Regions from separate parts of the Homo sapiens genome. Here region 1 is linked to region 2. A link is a loop called in an ENCODE intact Hi-C map of the cell type or tissue named here. Cell type or tissue: endothelial cell of umbilical vein. All regions are shown on one strand. Links, peaks and the distances in the headings refer to the core of each region. The heading gives the core; the rest is flanking DNA. Region 1 has its middle 130 kb from the start of SOX5-AS1. Region 2 has its middle 17 kb from the start of LINC00477.

The links. A loop is a pair of places that touch in the nucleus more often than their neighbours do. Peaks named below come from ENCODE experiments on the same cell type or tissue, not always from the same donor. Only the 100,000 strongest peaks of a DNase experiment are listed, where the experiment ranks them.
Region 1: a loop joins it to region 2, with 9 times the contacts of the local background. A loop is called at or near these places in 3 of 110 quality-filtered maps.

The regions. Positions count from the first base shown.
Region 1 is chr12:24,346,263-24,351,653 of GRCh38, reverse strand. It overlaps a transcript of SOX5 not described here. Among named protein-coding and RNA genes, the nearest start is that of SOX5-AS1, 130 kb to the right of the region's middle. In endothelial cell of umbilical vein, for the core only: no CTCF peak of the experiment used is centred there; a DNase peak (open chromatin) is centred at 2,103; H3K27ac peaks cover 1,668 bases.
Region 2 is chr12:24,598,714-24,604,104 of GRCh38, reverse strand. No RefSeq gene overlaps it. Among named protein-coding and RNA genes, the nearest start is that of LINC00477, 17 kb to the right of the region's middle. In endothelial cell of umbilical vein, for the core only: no CTCF peak of the experiment used is centred there; a DNase peak (open chromatin) is centred at 2,934; H3K27ac peaks cover 962 bases.

The DNA.
Region 1 (5,391 bases), core at 182-5,181, 250 kb after region 2:
CTGCCGTGAACTGGGTAATGTGTTCATTCAGTTGACATTAGCAATTTTTAATAACAATAAAAATGATACTTTAAGTATAGAGGAAAGGAATTAAGCTGTTCTTTCAACCTAGGTACCTAAAGGCCACTCCAATTCACTGCCTCTCTACAAACTGCTAATGATCTGGCACTGCCTCTTAGAAAGATTTCAGAACTCCTTTCAAATTCTTAACTCTTTTTCTAGGAGTCACTGGAATATTCCCATATATAACTAGGAGGCATATTTATAATCACTGATAGAGATATTCGATAATTTACGTGTCTGTTCTGGGTCAAATTTTTTTGCTAGGCTGGGAATACAATGGTCTACAAGACAGAGATGGGGGTACAGATGATAAAGTACAGAATCGTGACTGCTGAGCAAGTTTATATAGTTTTTTTAAATTTTAATTTAATCTAGATACTCTACAAGACAGTAGATAGATGGTATGTAAATTTCCAGACTGCATGGAAAAATCCTGTAGTATAACAATATAAAGGATAATCAGTTGTATAATTTGAGGTAATATCTACCACTTATTGAGTTCTTTCTTTTCTTTTCTTTTCTTTTTTGAGATAGAGTCTCGCTCTTGCTCTGTTGCCCAGGCTGGAATGGAGTGGTATGAACTCAGCTCACTGCAACCTCCAGCTCCTGGGCTCGAGGCAATTCTCATGCCTCAGCCTCTCAGGTAGCTGGGATTACAGGCGTGTGTGCACCATCATACTCGGCTAATTTTTATATTTTAAGTAGGGACAGGGTTTCGTCATGTTGGCCAGGCTAGTTTTGAACTACTGGCCTCAAGTGATCCACCTGCCTTGGCCTCCCAAAAAGCTAGGACTACAGGCATGAACCACTGCACCTAGCCTTATTTAGTGTGTTCTATGTCCTAGATATGGTCATTTAATGCTCACACACATATACACACCACCTCCATAAGTGGATTCCCTTATCTCCATTTTTCTCATAAAAAAGCTAAGGTTAAAAGCTGACCAGGCCAGGCGCAGTGGCTCATGCCTGTAGTCTCAGCACTAAGGGAGGCCAAAGCAGGAGGCTCGCTTGAGCCCAGGAGTTTGAGACCAGCCTGGCCAACACAGGAATAACCCATCTCTATAAGAAATACAAAAATTAGCTGGGCATGGTGGCACGTGCCTATAGGCCCACCTACTCGGAAGGCTGAGGTGGGAGGATTCTTGAGCCTGGGAGGTTGAGGTTGCAGTGAGCTGTGATCGTGCACTCCATCCTGGGTGACAGAGTAAGACACACTCCATCCTGGCCCACAGAGTAATACCCTGTCTCAAAGCAAAACAAAACAAAACAGAACAAACAAACAAAAAATGACCAAAGTCACTGGAGCAAGTAAGAAAGAGGGAGCAGATCTCTGTGCTGGCTGGGCCCTACGCCCTACTAAGTTCTAAGGTTTCTACAGAAGGAACAAACAAGAGCCTTTTCAGTGTTGGCACTTTCAATAGTCAGTGCTCAATGAATAGGATATTAAATTTTCCTTGATTCTGTTGCCTGTTTTAATTACAGACTACATCAAAACCATTTCAGAAAGAATCTGTTCCATCTTTTAGATTGGTTTCTCAATCTCCTTTGGCAATTTTGTCTCCAAAACTGCCCCAGAAATAAGAAAATGAATGCATGAGCAAAGGTAGATAGAAACATGCTAAAATGGAAATATAGAAAGAAAAAGTGTCAGCAAAGATGTGGAGAAATTGGAACTCGTATGCACTGTGGGTGGGAATGTAAAATGATATAGCTGCTGTCTAACACAGTACAGCAGTCCCTCAAAGAGTTAAACATATTATTTACCATACAATCCAGCAATCCCCCTTCTGTGTATATATCTCCAGAAGAATTGAAAGCAAGGTTTCAAAGAGCTATTTGTACATTTATGTTAATGAAAGCATAATTTACAATAGCTAAAAGTAGAGGCAACCAAAGTGTCCATTGGTGGATAAATGGATAAACAAAAGGTGTTATGTACATACAACAGAATATTACTCAGCTTTAAAAAGGAAGGAAATTCTGACACATGCTATTATATGAATAAGCCTTGAGGAAATGATGCTAAGTCAGATAAGCTAGTCACTAAAAGACAAATACTGTCTTTGAGAGTATTCCATTTATGTGGGGTACCTAAAGCAGTCAAAATCATAGAGACAGACAGAATGGTGGTTGCCAGGGGGTGGAGGGAGGAGAGAAAATTGACTTATTGTCAAAGGGCTATAGACCTTCAGTTTTGAAGGATGAAAAAGTTCTGGAGATTGGTTGCACAGCAATATGAATGTACTTAATGTGACTAAACAGTCCACTTAAAAATGGTTAAGGTGGTACTTTTTGTGTTCTGCATATTTTACCACATGAACAGTTTTTTAAAGGAAGTACAGACAGAGGGGAACTGGGGAGAGGGGATGAGTTAGATGAATTGTTTAGCAAAGACGTCTCTGAGACATGAACCATGCTGAGAAGCCAGCTCCGTCAAAAGCCAAGGAGCGAAATATCTCCAGACAGAGGGATCCACAAATCTAAATCCGTCAGTTGAGAAAGAGCTGGGTATGTTTAAATGAAAAGGAAGCTGTATTAGTCCATTCTCACACTGCCAATAAAGGCGTACCTGAGACTGGGTAATTTATAAAGGAAAGAGGTTTAATGGACTCACAGTTCCACATGGCTGGAGAGGCCTCACAGTCATGGTGGAAGGTGAAGAAGGAGCAAAGGCATGTCTTACATGGCAGCAGGCAAGAGAGCATGTGTAGGGAAACTGCCCTTTATAAAACCATGAGATCTCATGAGACTTACTATCACAAGAACAGCATGAGAAAACCCGCCCCCATGATTCAATTACTTCCTACTGGGTCCCTCCCATGACACATGGGGATTATGGGAGCTACAATTCAAGATAAGATTTGAGGGGGACACAGCCAAAGCATATCAGAAGTCAACAGAGCAGGCTGGGTGTGGTGTCTCATGCCTGCAATCCCAGCACTTTGGGAGGCCAAGTCAGGCAGAGTCACCTGAGGTCAGGAGTTCCAGACCAGCCTGGCCAACATGGTGAAACACCGCCTCTACTAAAAGTACAAAAATTAGCCAGGCATGGTAGCATGTGCCTGTAATCCCAGCTATTCGGGAGGCTGAGGCAGGAGAATCACTTGAACCTGGGAGGTAGGGGTTACAGTGAGCCAAGATCACGCCACTGCTCTCCAGCCTGGGCAACAGAGTGAGCCTCCATCTCAACAAATAAATAAATAAATAAATAAATAAATAAATAGGAGTCAATAGAGCTGCAACATAGAGGCATGTGATGAGCTTGAAGCAAGGTAGGCGGGGTCTGGTTATAGAAGGACCAGTAGACATACAAGAATTTGGGACTGCATTATCATGACATTTTGGCTTTATTTCCAAAGACTCTGTGTCTTAGGAGATCGCAAACTTTAGAGTATCCATTTTATTTTGAAACTGGTAATTGGCACACTTCTTAATGCCATGATTCAAATATCTCTCATTGCACAAAGACTCATTTTAAAAATATTCAGAAGTGGTGTGTTAACTTGGTGAATTTCTGTTTTTTTTTTTTTTTTTTTTTGATTAGCTGTATTATCTCTGAAGAAATTGCAACCTGAAAAAAATTCCCTTTATATCCGTCTGTCTTGGCAAAATAGCAGTGAACCACTACTTAACACACTGCATTCATTTTATACTTGAAAGTACTTCAAAGCATCTCTGGAAGTTTTCTGGGGCCAGGTCGGTTCATCAATCCTTACTACAGTGATTTCAGAGACTCTGGAGGCCCTAGTTTAAGTAATTAGTATTGCTAACTTTGCTAAAACCTGTCTAGCACTGCACTTAGCAGTGCCAATTCATGACAGATAGTTTAATACTGTAGTCACATCCTACAGTTGTTAACATACAGAATTTAAAAGTTTGTCAAAGTGGCAGCTGTCATCATTTAGATACATTTTCTTAAGTATGTTTTTAAAAAGTGAAAGTTGCTTAAATTCAAACATATTTTATCGTTAAATCCCCTTACACATTTATTTCCTATGATGAAAATGTCATTATTTAAAGAATTGATAACTCTGATTTCAAGAAATTCTATTGTATATTATTGTGATTATAGTTAATGAGAATTTTTTTTGCTTGAAAATTGCTTAGAGAGTAGATTTTAAGTGTTCTCATCACAAAAAAATAAGCATGTGAGGTAATGCACATATTAATTAGCTTGATTTAGCTGTTCCATAGTGTGTGTAGTCATCCCTGGTTATCCTTGAAGGATTGGTTCCAGCACCCCAGCAGATACCAAATTTCAAGGATGCTCAAGGTCCTTGATATAAAATGGTATAGTATTGCACGTCCTCCCTTATACTTTAAATTATATCTAGATTAACATATACTAGCAAATACAATGCCTGTACATCACTTCATTCACATGGATTCAACTTAGTACTTGGTGCATGGCAAATGCAAGTTTTGCTTTTTGGAACTTTGGAATTTTTTTCCCCAAATATTTTCTATCCTAGATTGCTGAATCCATGAATGCAGAACCCACAAATATGGAGGGCTGACTGTATTTATCAAACATCAGGTTGTATACCACAATTTTTTTTTATTATACTTTAAGTTCTAGGGTACATGTGCACAACGTGCAGGTTTGTTACATATGTATACATGTGCCGTGTTAGTGTGCTGCACCCATTAACTCGTCATTTACATTAGGTATATCTCCTAGTGCTGTCCCTCCCCCATCCCCCCACCCCACGACAGGCCCTGGTGTGTGATGTTCCCCTTCCTGTGTCCAAGTGTTCTCATTATTCAATTCCCACCTATGAGTGAGAACATGCGGTGTACACCACAAATTTTTACAAATTTTGTCAATTAAAGAAAAAGCCAGGCACGGTAACTGATGCCTGTAATCCGAGCACTTTGGGAGGCCAAGGCGGGTGGATCACAAGGTCAGGAGTTTGAGACCAGCCCGGCCAGCATAGTGAAGCCCCGTCTCTACTAAAAGTACAAAAATTAGCTGGACATGGTGGCACGCACCTGTAGTCCCAGCTACTTGGGGAGGCTGAGGCAGGAGAATTGCTTGAATCTGGGAGGCGGAGGTTGCAATGAGCTGATATCACGCCACTGCACTCCAGCCTAGGCAACAGAGTGAGACTCCATCTCAAAAAAAAAAAAAAAAGTACTCCAAAAATAAAGTATTGATAACTCTGAAGAAGACCTATCCATTTGAATAGACTGTGAATACATTTATGCTATATTCTGCATAGTACATTTTTCTATTTCATATATGTTTGGAAATTTTATCCTCCTTTGAAATATTTTTCCCTGCTATTCAAGGTTCAGCTTGGCACAATGGTTCTAAAAGACTTC
Region 2 (5,391 bases), core at 334-5,333:
AGGAACATTATTAGAATTTCTGAAAAGTTGTTAACACTATCCCTTGAAGGAAGAAATAAGAAAAATAGAAGATGCAAATCTTTTTTTTTTTTCCACAACCAAGCGTTCCGGTAATGATTTTCCACTCTTTGCCTATCTTGATGCTTTAAATAGAGCCTAGTTTAAAAATATCTGGTATAATAAAATAAGAAATAGGCAGCTAGCAAATTAGGAAGTAGGTAAAGCTAATTAAAATAATTCTGAAGACTACTGGAGGTACAGTTCTACTAGATTTTTTTTTTTAGAAATGTCAATATTTCAACCTTTTCTGCACAGTATTTTCATAGCTAACTTTGAGCTTAACTTCAATGGCACCACCACACATTTAAACATAACTATCACAGTAATGATATATTCTGATGTCTGGCAGTGCTGCTTATTTAGGCTTCAGCCAGATGCTAAGCCCATGCCGTGTGTTTTTCTTTCTGACAGCCCTATACCAAAGTACAGTGGCCACAGAGGAGAAAACGGAGAAATTAACAACACAATGATGCACCTAGATATTCAACGCAAAGTCATCCTGCTGCAGGGGAGATAGTACTTAAGGAAAAGGCACATATAAGGTGAACTTTCTCTCCCTTTGCCTTAGGCTACCTAATGATGAGAGAAAGCAACATTTTCAGGTTTGCATGAGCTTAATTCCAACTTCCAGGCCAAAGATTGGACCATCTTTTTTTGTTTGTTTGTTTGTTTGTTTTTCTAGTAAGAGGAATAAGGAACTTCAGTTCTGTGAGCAAGTCCTAGCCTCCAGTTCTCTCAGAACTAGTTAATCTGGGTGGAAAAATACTTAGATGTAGCTACCTGTTTATGTTCAAGGTTATAAATTTGCAATGTGATTTTAAAATCTCAGCAACATCCTAAAACAATATAATTAGAATATTATTCCCTGAAAGTCTGTTAATGCAGGTTGATCACCCCTTCCGTCTTTTTTCTAGGTCCTCCCCTACATTAGGGGATCTCTAACGTTGCTTATGTTTTCATTTCTTCACACCTATTTTTACTTCATATATATATATATTTCTCACACTTAACCAGACATAAAACTGAAAAGCATTTTTATTATTTGTTATATTTATTTTTATTATTTGCCATTTTATATTTCAGGCTCTTTTAAAAGTAAACTTGCAATGTAGATAATTATATTTGTCTCTTTACATAGACTTTTTCTTTCTTACTTACGCACCTCATTGTTTATTGTGGCAAGGGGTCCTGATTAGGAGATTTCAACATAAATAAAGGATCTCTATTTCTGTTTCTATAATAAAACAACAGGCCGGGCGCGGTGGCTCACGCCTGTAATCCCAGCACTTTGGGAGGCCGAGGCGGGTGGATCACGAGGTCAGGAGATCAAGACCACGGTGAAACCCTGTCTCTACTAAAAATACAAAAAAAAATTAGCCGAGTGCGGTGGCGGGCACCTGCAGTCCCAGCTACTTGGGAGGCTGAGGCAGGAGAATGGCGTGAACCCGGGAGGCGGAGCTTGCAGTGAGCCGAGATCGCGCCACCGCACTCCAGCCTGGGCTACAGAGCAAGACTCCGTCTCAAAAAAATAAATAAATAAATAATAAATAAATAAATAAAACAAAACGAGATGTGAACCTTGGGGCGTTGACACTGAGAACCTCCAAGAGATGTGATTATAAACAACACTTAAACACTGAAGTTTTTAATAGGTGAGTCCCATGTGAAATGATATTAAATATGTTCTATTGAGTATTTGATTCCGTGAAGAACTAGGTTGCTTTGTAATTTTAAAGGAATTAATACTCATAAACAAAATTTTAAAATTATTTTTAAATACATAAATCCATCTATGGTTTTGGAGTCTCTCTCTCTCTCTCTCTCTCTCTCTCTCTCTCTCTATATATATATATATATATATATCTACTGGAGTACACAAACTTGAGGCCTAAATTTCCTTGTAAAACAAGTTGAATGACATCAAACTTCAAGTTTTATTATTTTATTTATTTATTTTCTGAAATCCATTAAACTTGCTATTCTTGGCAAGTAATAGGAACTTCAGTTACTCCTTCTCCAAGATTTGTCACACGGTTAGATATCAAAAATATAAGGCTTCAGATATCAAAATAGGCACCAATTAAATAAAACTGTACTTTTTTTTTTTTTTTTGAGACGGAATCTCGCTCTGTCGCCCAGGCTGGAGTGCAGTGACGCGATCTCAGCTCATTGCAAGTTCTGCCTCCCAGGTTGATGCCATTCTCCTGCCTCAGCCTCCCCAGGTAGCTGGGACTACAGGCGCCCGCCACCACGCCCGGCTAATTTTTTTTTTTTTTTTTTTTTTTTTTTGTATTTTTAGTAGAGACAGGGTTTCACCGTGTTAGCCAGGTTGTTCTCAATCTCCTGACCTCGTGATCCGCCCGCCTCGGCCTCCCAAAGTACTGGGATTACAGGAGTGAGCCACCGCACCTGGCCAAAACTGTACATTTGTAAAGGGTATTAAAACCTATTGAGAATGTGTATTTTAATATTTATGATTGTGATTTTATTTATTAATGGTTTGTTGTACTTGAAGATACTTACAAAAATACCCTGTTCTATTAAACATATTTAAAATACAAATTAATGAATAAACATAATGTTGTACTTATTGTCTAAGCATGTTGTTCTTTAACTTAGCAGTCACATCTTGGAGTCTGATGCATTGGCACTTTGTGAGTTATGAGACTCACATAATGCATACTTTACCATTCTTATTTTTGCACTCAAAATCCACACTCATACATGTTTGGATACTAAAATTACATGTATAGTTTTTTTTATATACACAAACTCATCATTTTAACCAAGGATATGAGTAATAACAACTACATAGTCATCCAGGGAATGCCATTAAAATCTGGCATAACTAACAGCAACATTTCATTCAAATTCTTTGGTGATTCAGAACACTTGATTAATGCTCTTTCCGTCCCCTCAACAGTGTTTCCTGTTCTTAGCCACATGCACAGCCACAAGCAGAAGCACCCAAACTCTGAAAAAAAAAAGCCATTATTCAAGTAGGACTGGAAACTAAGTCACTCTCAAGAATTCCAGTCACAAATCAAAAATTAGAGGGAGTCAGAGAAATGGAAATACCTGGCTCTCCATTAGAACTGTTTCCAAATATTTATTATGCATCTATTCATCACTGATTAAAAGAAACATTATTAACATGTTTGCTTCAAAGCAATAAAAATCAGCCACCATGAACATTATATAATTTATTTCTGTACAGTGCTACTAACAGAACTTGAGACTTGGTTCCATTTTTAGTCAAGGCTCTCTCGTCAATGACTAACAGAAGCAACAGAAGCCCAAATTAAATTGTCATATTGACGGTCCTGGGCTATGCTATTTGGCAACTCTGGTGAGTGGAATCTCCCAGCATACTAGGAAGGCACGGTGAAAACTGACATTTACATCAGACCGTGGCTACTCAGATTGCATATGGTAAAGAGAGTTATTGACAGTGGAACCATATTTTAGGCCATATTTTAGGTAGCTGCTGCTACCCATTAGACACAATTTTATTTTTATGTAATATAATTTCATTTCCCCAACAATGGCTAAATAATGGGTGGCATCAAACAAAATGAGGACCTCTGTCAAAAGGAGTCAACTCTTGGGTGGAGATGATTGTCTTTATCATGTGCTTTAAAGTTGGAATAGAGGCTCTTGCTCTCTAAATTCAGTCTTCATTGTCATGTGAAATCTGCCAGTAATAATTCCTTCTATTAGTGTACATCTTCAGATGAATGTTTTTAACACAAATAATTTAGAGAGGGATGCCCAAATTACTCAACATCTTCAAGCATATGAATTGTCAGATGTTTTATTCATTCATTAATTTTTTTCATTCATTCACTCACCTCTTTTATGCCTACCACTGAAATTTATAGACCACCATCTACATGTCATGCATGCTTCTATGTGGTGAAAATCTTGAGGAGTGTCCTTGAGTGGCCACCTCCGGTTAGCAGCAGAATACCAAGCTGGTAGTAGTACCCAAAGCAGGGAAAGAGGCACAGGAAAGGGAAAAGACATTTGCCAAATCCGACTCTGCTACTTCACAGCTTTGCCTAAAACTGGCAATGGTGGTCCCCACAGGTGTCCAACCCCAACCACAACTGGTGAAGTATGCAAAAGCTGCCTTGAAAAAGGGAAGTCGACTTCGGAAATACAGGATTCTCTAGAGTCATTTCATTGGTTGAGAACAAATTTTCATTAGCATTTAAAAAATGTTATGCACTAAATGCTTTAGTGGCAGAATCCAGTTAGTTTCATGGAGAAAATGCTCAACATACTAAGATGTACGTGTTCAGCAAGTCTAAAGTTGAGAATTTCATCATCTTGATCAAACCAACTCCTCTAATTTTGTTAAGTGGTTACAAACACAAGACCTGAAACCTCAAAATCACCTTCCTATACATTCCAATCTCATTCTCACGTCCCATATTGCATTATTGACCACGTTTTTTTGTTTTCAGTCTCCTTTTACAATCCTGTTGTTCTTCCCTGTGTGCCATCTCATTCTAAGTTAATATATTACCAACTTATTTCCCTGCTGTCAGTGTTTTTTGCCTTCCTAACCCTTCTGAAAACTGCCACTATAGTATCATTTTGATCATGTTGTTCACACTTTTGGTGCAATGTAAAGACTTCTAAAACTTAGCTTCAGACCCTTCTTGTACCTCAATTACAATTTGTGCTGCCACAGGCCTTTGACCCTGCTGAGCTTCAGAGAAAATCCTAACTCCTTAGCATGGTACACATGTATGTTTATTGCAGCACTGTACACAATAGCAAAGACTTGGAACCAACCCAGATGCCCATCAATGATAGACTGGATAAAGAAAATCTGGCACATATACACCATGGAATACTAAGCAGCCATGAAAAAAGGATGAGTTCATGTCCTTTGCTAGGACATGGATGAAGCTGGAAACTATCATTCTCAGCAAACTAACACAGAAACAGAAATCCGAACACGGCACGTTCTCACTCATAAGTGGGGGTTGAACAATGAGAACACATGGACACAAGGAGGTGAACATCACACACCGGGGCCTGTCGGCGGGGGTGGAGGCTAGGGGAGGGATAACATTAGGAGAAATACCTAATGTAGATGACGGGTTGATGGGTGCAGCAAACCACCATGGCACATGTATACCTATGTAACAAACCTACATGTTCTGCATATATATCCCAGAACTTAAAGTATAATAAATAAAAATAAATAAATAAATAAAAATTGTCCATGTCTATTTTGCCATCTTTTTATGTATAGCCACTCATTTTAAGGCTTCTGTTTCAGTCAAAATTGTTTACTCACCACTTCTAAATCACTCT